Linked DNA regions of Homo sapiens: regions 1 and 3 are each linked to region 2. Evidence: chromatin contacts called from ENCODE Hi-C or POLR2A ChIA-PET data. All regions are on one chromosome and are shown on one strand. Each heading gives the region's core, a stretch centred on a gene start or an enhancer-like site at or near the end of the contact. The rest is flanking DNA. Distances are from core to core; before and after follow the strand shown.

Region 1 (3,123 bases), core at 1-2,500, 67 kb before region 2:
TAAACATACTAGAGTATACTGCGGCGTGTTTTCTGTCTACCCATGTCATGGTGGGGGAGATTTATCTCCGTACATGTGGGTGTCGCCATGTGTGCCCTGTCACTATCTGTGGCTGGGTGAACGGCTGTGTCATTATGAGTGTGCCGAGTTATGCCACCCTGTGTGCTCAGGGCACATGCACACAGACATTTATCTCTGCACTCACATTTTGTGACTTATGAAGATAAATAAAGTCAAGGGAAAACAGCGTCGCTATGGGACCTGTTACTGGGGCAAGGGGAGGGGTTTTGGGACCTGGGGAGAGGGAGAGTCTGCACGTGACAATGACCCCGGGGCACCAGGGTGGGCGAGACTGAGTGCCCTGCGTGAGTACCTGTGCATCTGTGAATGAGTAACTCATTCCCTGTGTCTTCCCTGTGTCCCAGAGTGGGTGCCCCTGAGCATACAACATCTCCCTGAGTGTACCTGGGACCACGGATATATACAAGCCCTAAGCGTGTACCCACGTGTGTAATTGTGCCCGTGAGTGTATCTATGCCATTGAGCATGTATCCATGAGTGTACATGACCCTAAGGTACTATGTCCACCGCTCATGCATGCACTTGATTTGTTGTTGTTGTTGTTTGTTTTTGTTTTTTTGAGACAGGGTCTCGCTCTATCACCCAGGCTGGAGGGCAGTGGTACGATCATGACTCATTGCAGCCTCGACCTCCTGGGCTCAGGCGATCCTCTTGCCTCCGCCTCCCGAGTAGATGGGATTACAGGTTCACACCACCACACCTGGCTAATTTTTTTTAAAGAAGTGGGAGTCTAGCTATGTTGTCCAGGCTGGTCTCAAACTCCTGGCCTCAAGTGATTCTCCCACCTCCGCCTCCGAAAATGCTGGGGTTACAGGCGGGAGCCACCGCGGGCCACATGGATGCACTTGAGACAATTGAACCCATCCCCAAGGACATAGGAGTGCCTGGAAAAGCCAACAGGTGTGTCCATGTGCAAGGGTATACATTGGCCCATTGTCATACGTGCGCCCTGAGCAGGTGACTAGGCCTGCAAGCGTCCCCTCCAGCGTGGGCCACCCAGAGCCAGCGAGACCCTGGCCACGCGCGGAGCAGCCATCACGGCCGTGGGCCACGTCCCTGGGTCCGGCTCCGCGGACTCGCGCGCCCCCCTGCGGCCGCTCTCAGGCACCGCTGCGCGCGCCCCGCCCACACGCCTGGCCCGTCGAGCGCCTGCGCACGCAGCGCCTTTTACGGCGCCGTAAAGCAGCTCGGCCGAGCAGACTGCTGCGGTTCCTGGTGAGACCCTACCCACCCCCCTGCCCGCGCCGGGCCTCGTCCGCTCCCCGGCCCCTTCCCCGCGGGCGTGTGGGTCCCGGGCTGGGGTCTCGGCGTCCGCGATCCCGAGCCCGCTCGCTTCGGCCCCCCTCAGGAGGCTGCGAGGAGGGTGGGTTTCTCCCCAGTGTAGAGGTACGGGGCGAGGGTCGCGGGGCCCTGACCCTACGGCAGTTCAGCTCACTTCAGCCCCCATCGCAGCCCGGTGGTGGGGTCTTAACGATCCCTCTCCCATCTCGCGCGCCCAGGGCCCTCGCCACGGACGGATCTGCATGCTGGGGCGGGGGCGGCCCGGAGCCCCTGGGACACCCCTCCCCGCTGGTTCTCCCACCTCCCACGCAGACCTCGTTGGGGTCGGCTTAGCATCCACACACCTCCCCATGCATGGTGGGGGCGGGTTCTCAGCTGCCCCTCCGATCCCGTCTCGGCGCCCGCTCCCCACCCCATTTCTCTTCAGGAGCCCCCTACCCCATCTCCCTCTCCCCGCACCGACAGCTGATGGGAGGACCACAGTTGCTCAGCATCCAGCTTCCTTTCTGGAGAGCACGGGGGTGGGAGGCTCCCAACACCTCTGGGCCCCTCCTCCCAGCCTTCAGAACCCAGGCCCATCCGCGTCTCAAAGGACGAAGGGTTCCTGCGTGACACATCGGAGCTGCCTGCCTGAGGGCTTGGGGTTGGGGGTTACCCGCCCCTCCTGCCTGGCCCCACGGATCCCCCCTGTTAAAGCCCCCAACCCTCCTGGCTTTTGGTCTTGACACGCTCCTACCCCACTCCCACCCTCCACCCCCTTTACTCTGGCTTTCCGCAGGGGGCCGGCAGGAAAGTTCCCGAGGGTCGTCTGTGCTGGAGCGCAGGGCGGGGCAGGAGCGACTGCCCATATCCCCTCGTGGTGCCTCATCTTTGTCACCTCCCTGCCCTAGATCTGACGCCCCTCCCCCCATACACTAGTTTTCTAGTTACTCCTGTAGGTGGCGGAGCGGGCAGGAAGGCGCTTTCGCAATTGAACCGTCTGCATGCCCGAGGGTTGGGTGGTTTCGGCCTCCTCTTCTGTTCCCCCTCGTGTCTCTCCTCCCACCTTGTCCCCACTCCCGCTAGCCCGCTGCCTGCCGAGGGTATAAGACTCCCCCCTCCCTTGATTTATCTGGTTACGTGTAATCGAGGCGTGTTTTACGCGCATCTCTTTGCAAGTGGGAAGTCGGCACTGGAGCACACAACAGTGGCATGGGTCGAGGGTGTCCCAGGGCCCCTCGCGGTTCTCCCTCCTTTCCTCCCGGCCTGCTCCCCTTCCCATTGCCCCTGACACCTGCACTTCCTGGTCTCCCCGCAGGGTGGCGGCGGCATGGAGGCGCGCTTCACGCGCGGGAAGTCGGCGCTGCTGGAGCGCGCGCTGGCGCGGCCGCGCACCGAGGTGAGCCTGAGCGCCTTCGCACTGCTGTTCTCCGAGCTGGTACAGCACTGCCAGAGCCGCGTCTTCTCCGTGGCCGAGCTGCAGTCGCGCCTGGCCGCGCTGGGCCGCCAGGTGGGCGCGCGCGTGCTGGATGCGCTGGTGGCGCGCGAAAAGGGTGCCCGGCGTGAGACCAAGGTGCTAGGCGCGTTGCTCTTCGTCAAGGGCGCCGTGTGGAAGGCGCTCTTCGGCAAGGAGGCGGACAAGCTGGAGCAGGCCAACGATGACGCGCGCACCTTCTACATCATCGAGCGCGAGCCGCTCATCAACACCTACATCTCCGTGCCCAAGGAGAACAGCACGCTCAACTGCGCCAGCTTCACGGCGGGCATCGTGGAGGCGGTGCT
Region 2 (2,931 bases), core at 107-2,606:
AGCCAAGGTCTTGGTTAATCCCCTTTGAAGATGAAGAAAACTGACACCTGGAGAAGGCAGCACAGAAGGCCAAGGAGAGCCAGATTCTTCCTGTCCTCCTCCTCCTCCCTCTCCTGTCCTGCCCTAGAGTGGGGAGGGGCTGTGGGAGAGGCCCCTACAGACCCCCAGGGACAACATCTTGGCTCTCAGTCCCACCTCCCTCCCAGATCTGGCAGCCCCAGGCTGTGTCCACAGCCAAAAGCCAGGCGTGGGGACCCCAGACCCTCAGAACCTGCCCCTGACCTTGGACAAGGAGCCCAGCCAAGAGCGTGAAGGAGAGGAGTTGCAGCACCAGGGGACCATGGCCAAGACACCCTGAGAGAGGATACATGCGTCAGCCTGCCAGTGTCCCCACCGGAGCCTGGCCCAGGGAGAGCCTGGTCTAAATCCCTCAGCACCCCAGGACCCAGGAACCCCAGCCCCAGCCCCCTCCACTCCAACACCTGGGAATCCAGGCCCTAGCTCTAACCTCCCCAGGACCCAGGGACCCCGTCCCCAGCCTCCCCTTCCCCAGGTCCCAGGAACCAGGTACCTGCTTCCACCTCCCCAGGACCCAGGAATCCAGGCCCCAGCCTCTACATTCCCAGGTCCCTGGAACCCAGGCCCCCAGCTCCCACCTCCCCAGGACCCAGGGACCCAGGACCCAGCCTCCCCTTCCCCAGGTCCCAGTAACCCAGGTACCTGCTCCCACCTCCCCAAGACCCAAGAATCTGGGTCCCAGCCCCTACATCCCCAGGTCCCAGGAACCCAGGCCCAAGTCCCCACCTCCCCATGACCCAGGAGTCCAGGCCCAGGCCCCCACCTCTCCAGGACCCAGGAGTCTAGGCCCCTGACCCCACCTCCCCAGGACCCAGGAACCCAGGCTTCAACTTCTACCTCCCCAGAACCCAGGAGTCTTGGCCCCAGCCTCCACCTTCCCAGGAACCAGGAATTCAGGCCCCAAACTCAACCTCCTCAGGTCCCAGGAGTCCAGGCCCCTAGCCCCACATCCCCAGGACCCAAGAGTCCAGGCCCCAGCGTCCAGCTCCTCAGGACCCAGGAGTCCAGGAGTCTCTCGTCTCTCCTCCCAAACTGCTAAGTCCTCTCTACCTGCTAAGCTCTTGTATCCTCGAGTCTGTCGGAATCCAAGGCCTCTCAGCTGTTCCTCCTCTGAATGGATAGACGTGAAATCAGAGCCTGGGCAGGCTGAGGCCATGGCTGGCCATCCCTTCCCCCTTCCCAGAATCCCAGCGTCCCAACCCAGCCTCACCCAGGAGGCCCAGCTGCTGCAGTCTTGGTTCCTTGGAGTCACTCATGTCACCCCACTCTCCCCCAGTGTCCAGAACTCCTGGGGGCCACAGCTTTTATTTCCCACCCTGTGATCTTTACTTCCTAAATCTAGTCTCCCACAGAAAGAGAAACAGGAAGTTGGGTAGGGATCTGTCATCCAAAAGACTAGTGGAAAGCATCAGAGCATGAGATGGGCCGGATCTTTCAAGAATTTCAGGGAGGCAGTGGGGGATGGTCTGGGGTTGACAGGGAGAAGGACTCATCCACTCATGGATGGCTGAGCAGTGGGATGCTTTTAATGAAATCTGATAAATTGTAAGAGAAAGCTACTGTGTTACACCCCCTCCACTAGGGCAAGGGTAGGCAGGTAGCACCCCCAGTTCCTGGAAGCACTGTCCCCTGTGACCTCCTGGCTTTCCTGCTTTGAGCTGCTGCTGTCCTCATTTTTGGGAATTCCTGCTGACTTTGGGAGTTGGGGCAGAATCATAATTGCTTGTTTATTTAATGCCTAGGGTAGTCAGGTACTTTTCCAACAGCTTTATAAACTCATTCATTTAATGTTCCTACCCTTCAGTAGATCATATGACCTCCATTATACAGATGAGGAAACTGAGGAGGCACTGCAAGTTTAGCTAACTGGCCCAAGGTCACACAGCTGGTAGATGGTGGGGCTGAGACTTGAACCCAGTCTGCCTCCACAGTGCATGCTGTTAACCAAAGAGTGAAATAGTATCAAAGAGGAAAGAAAAGATCCATAGCAGCTTTATTTAGAATGATCTGAAATTGGAACAACCCCGTGTCCACCAGCAGGTGAATGATAAAAAATATAATGGCATATTCAAAGATTGGAATACTATACAGCAATGAAAAAGCAAAGTACTAGTACATTTAATAACATAGATAAATCTCACAAAACAGTAAAAGGACCCAGACAGAGTGAGTACACACTGTAAGATTTGATTTTGTGTGAATTTTGAGAACAGGCAGAACTAACCTTTGAAGGAGACTCAGAATGGGAATTATCAGGAAGGAGCAGGTGGAGATTGACAACGGGGTTTCTGTATGCTGGAAATGTTCTATATTTTGATCATAGAGATGTGCATTTACCACATGTGTGTTAAATCTCAGTTTAAAGATGGAAAATACATACATGTATCATAATCAAATAGTGGTTTTCGACCTGATCTTTACTTTGTATTCTTTTTTAAAATGTTTTAATTTTAGAATAATTTTGGGTTTATAGCAAAGTTGCAAATGTAGGAAAGAGATTTCCCATATGTAAATCCCTCACCTAGGGATCCCTAATGTGAACCCAGTTTCTCCTAATGGTAACATTTCACATGGTAATGAGGTAGGAAACTGGAAGAACTTGTTTTCTGGCCACAACCCTGCAGACCCATACAGAATCTGGTCCAGATGAGATGATGTGAAGAAACCAGCAGGAACCAGCAGATGGCAACAAAAGCAATCCCTGGCTGCCTCATTGCTCGTGGGCATAAGATACTCCCTCCAGTGCCATGACTGTTTACCGATGCCATGGCAATGACCTAGAAGTTCCCACCTGTTTCCATGGAAACAACCTGGACATCTTCGCCCTTTTCCTTAAAACTTCTAAAGAACCTG
Region 3 (2,918 bases), core at 172-2,671, 110 kb after region 2:
CCTGATGGCAGATCATGACTGACTGACCATGAGGGCATCCCCACCCTGCCGCCCAGCCTGGTGAGGGCACAGGAGGGAGTTTGGGGGTCTAGGCAACCTCACGCCTTGCCCCGCCCCAGCCCGGCCTGCCTGGAGGCCCTGCTGCTGGCCAGCCTGCCTCCCACCGCTACTTCTCTGCTGTGCGGGCCCCTGCCCCCTCCCCGCGTCCTCCAGCTGGTGCTTCAGGGAAGAATGCACAAAGGCCACGGTTGTGTCCGTGAACATGGGCAGGCATTGTCCACAGCTACCAGAGGGGGCCAGCTGGGCCGGGTGCAGGAGCTGTGTCCCCCCTGGGCTTACCTTAACCCTTTGCACAGGCCCGAGGCCCCCGGCATACCCATCCTCCTTCCCCCACGAAGGTCCCCTCTGTCAGACCCCCCGACCCTCAGCCTTCACTCCCAGGAGAGCCTCCTTGGCCTGCTTTTCTTTTTTTCTTTTACCTTTTTCTTTTTTTTTTTAAGTCGGAGTTGCTCTGTGGCCCAGGCTGGAGTACAGTGGTGCAGTCCTAGCTCACTGCAGCCTCCACCTCCTGGGCTGAAGCGATCCTCCCGCCTCAGCCTCCTGAGTAGCTGGAACCAGAGGTGTACATCACCATGTCCAGCTAATTTTTTTTTTTCAGAAATGGGGTCTCACTATGTTGCCCACACTGGTCTCAAACTCCTGGGCTCAAGCTATTTATTTCTCCCACCTCAGGCTTTTAAATCATTGGGATTATATGAATGAGCCACCACATCCAGCATCTGCCAGCTTTTCTTCTGGAAACTAAGGCTTTGGCTGCAGGCAGTCCCCCATTCCCTCCCCTCACGCTCAGTCTTTCCATTGCTCCACAAACACTGAGGACACGGCGTTGAGGACATGGCGACACCCCGGGCAGACCCGTTCCTGCCCCCCTCCAGGGCAACAGGGCTCGGGCGGCCCCCGGTGGTCAGGGCCTGCATGTTGGTGACCAGGTGACCGGCTGTGTCCCCACAGTACTTCCAGAGAGTGATCCCCCACCAGTTCGACAGCTGCCCGGACAAGCTGGTCCTCAAAGCCTACCAGGTCAAGTACAACCCCAAGAAGATGAAGAGGTCGGTGCCTGCTGGGCAACCAGGGTACTGGTAAGAAGGGGGGACCCCCGAGGGCATGACAGTAACCACGGGGCCCTCCCGATCTGCAGGCTGGAGAAGGAGTACGCAGCCATGAAGAGCAAGGAGATGGAGGAGCAGATCGAGATCAAAGTGAGTCCAGGGGCCCAGGGGCGGGGACAGGGATGGGAGGCCTTTGGGGGCTGCCCTCCGTACTCTAAAGATCGGCCGCTAGGGGGCGGGCCTTCCCAGCGCACAGGCGGACCCGGCGGTCCTTGGCGGACAGGCCTCCGCCCACCTGCGCCGTCCTTCACCTGTTAGGCCAGCTGTGAGCGCCTCCCCCGCCTGACGCCGCGGTAACCAAGACAGTCAAGGTCCCTGCCCCGCTGGGCCGCCCAGCGTCATGGGGAAGCAATCAATAAACCACTGAACTAGAGTGCGGACTCTAAATGCTCTGGACAAGGATGTGCACGCGGTGGGCAAGGCTGACTTGGGCAGAGGCTCCGGGCCCAGGGTGTCGAGGGCTAAAGGCCCAGGGCAGCAGCGTGCCTTGGGGGCTGGAGGAATTCCAAGAAGGTTGCAGTGGAGGACCCCGCAAGGGGACCGCCCTCTGGGGAAAGATGGAGCACGCAGGGCCCAGACACCAGGGTGTGTAGGGCAGGGTGTGGGCACTCACCCGGGGCCCCTGGTTCCTGGGGCAACTGGCCCACCAGCCCTGCCAGGTCAGGGGGTTTCCTGAGTGTGCAAAGCTTCTCTCTCCTTCCTTGCGCATTCTTCCCTTTACACGTGATTTTAGTTATTTACTCAACAAGCATTTATTGCCGGGCGCGATGGCTCATGCATGTAATCCCAGCACTTTGGGAGGCGGAGGCAGGTGGATCACTTGAGGTCAGGAGTTCGAGACCAGCCTGGCTAATGCAGTGAAACCCCGTCTCTATTAAAAATACAAAAATTAGCTGGGTGTGGTAGCACACACCTGTAATCCTGGCTACTCGGGAGGCTGAGGCAGGAAAATCACTTGAACCCGGGAGGCGGAGGTTACAGTGAGGCAAGATTGTACCGTTGCACTCCAGCCTGGGCGACAGAGTGAGACTGTGTCTCAAAAAAAAAAAAAAAAGAAAAGAAAAGAAAAAAAACATTTATTGAGCACCTGCTGTGTGCCAAAGTCACAGCTGAGACTGAGGGCGCACCAGTGATAGGAAGGGACACAGACACAAACCCAACACAGCCTGGCTCCATGCTCTTCAGGGGCAGAGCCGCACAGTGGCTAACACTGGAGTCCAACAGACAAGGATTCAATTCCAGCTCCAGCGGCACAGTGGCTCACACCTGTAATCCCAACACTTTGAGAGGCTGAGGTGGGAGGGTGGCTTGAGGCCAGGAGTTGGAGACCAGTCTGGGCAACATAGCAATACCCCGTCTTTACAAAAATATAGAAATAAATACAAAAGGTGTGCCCAGCTCCTGCAAGGATGGCTGTGCTTGGTGCTGTGATGGGTTGAAGCCAGAGAGATGATAGGGAAACCCAGGGGCCAGGGATCAGGGCTCCAGATTGCTATGAGGACCAGAGACCTGAAATAGCTCTGACCCAGCTGAACTGAGGGACTAGGGCAATGCCCTGCCCCACTCTGACTCAGTTTCCCCACATGACATGCATCAATGACTGTCAAGTCTGCGGTTCTGTCTGACTGCATTTGCTTCCTGGGAATGTTCTAGGTGTTTCCATCACCTTTTCTCCCCAGAAGAAACCCAGGAAATATTCTGTGTGACCTGCAGTGTGGCAGGGCCCTCACTCACCTGCCAATCCAAACA

Evidence for each region. A loop is a pair of places that touch in the nucleus more often than their neighbours do. ChIA-PET counts read pairs that join two places held with the same protein, here RNA polymerase II (POLR2A). Pooled maps may share reads with other maps.
Region 1: a loop to region 2 is called in a map with no recorded cell type, with 7 times the contacts of the local background. The contact joins the promoter of TRAPPC5 here to the promoter of CD209 in region 2. A Hi-C loop is called at or near these places in 4 of 168 maps with a recorded cell type or tissue (B cell, CD14-positive monocyte and GM12878), 8 of 37 single-sample maps with no recorded cell type and 12 of 50 pooled maps. POLR2A ChIA-PET finds 5 or more read pairs at or near these places in 7 of 52 experiments (A673, CD4-positive, alpha-beta T cell, GM12878 and 4 more).
Region 3: a map of PC-9 shows a loop between it and region 2 (18-fold over the local background). The contact joins the enhancer-like site here to the promoter of CD209 in region 2. A Hi-C loop is called at or near these places in 1 of 168 maps with a recorded cell type or tissue (PC-9), 1 of 37 single-sample maps with no recorded cell type and 3 of 50 pooled maps. POLR2A ChIA-PET finds 5 or more read pairs at or near these places in 1 of 52 experiments (H1).

The regions. Positions count from the first base shown.
Region 1 is chr19:7,679,583-7,682,705 of GRCh38, forward strand. It overlaps TRAPPC5 (trafficking protein particle complex subunit 5), which reads left to right and starts at 1,251. Exons shown (of 2, transcript NM_001042462.2): 1 at 1,251-1,296; 2 at 2,660-3,123. The coding sequence starts at 2,672. MCEMP1 (mast cell expressed membrane protein 1) reads left to right here. Exons shown (of 7, transcript NM_174918.3): 7 at 1-247. RefSeq lists silencers at 956-1,515, 2,481-2,775.
Region 2 is chr19:7,746,178-7,749,108 of GRCh38, forward strand. It overlaps CD209 (CD209 molecule), which reads right to left and starts at 1,357. Exons shown (of 7, transcript NM_021155.4): 1 at 1,289-1,357; 2 at 1,129-1,188; 3 at 283-354. The coding sequence starts at 1,334. RefSeq lists promoters at 1,235-2,662, 1,307-2,375, 1,334-1,571, 1,335-2,442, 1,335-1,841 and 7 more, cis regulatory regions at 1,389-1,394, 1,408-1,413, 1,431-1,436, 1,437-1,447, 1,442 and 8 more, an enhancer at 2,425-2,926 and a silencer at 2,706-2,931.
Region 3 is chr19:7,852,075-7,854,992 of GRCh38, forward strand. EVI5L (ecotropic viral integration site 5 like) reads left to right here. Exons shown (of 20, transcript NM_001159944.3): 9 at 1,012-1,109; 10 at 1,199-1,259. Among named protein-coding and RNA genes, the nearest start is that of PRR36, 21 kb to the right of the region's middle. Within about 2 kb of position 1,422, at least 3 of the 41 ENCODE cell types and tissues checked have a DNase peak (open chromatin) inside an H3K27ac peak, as active enhancers do.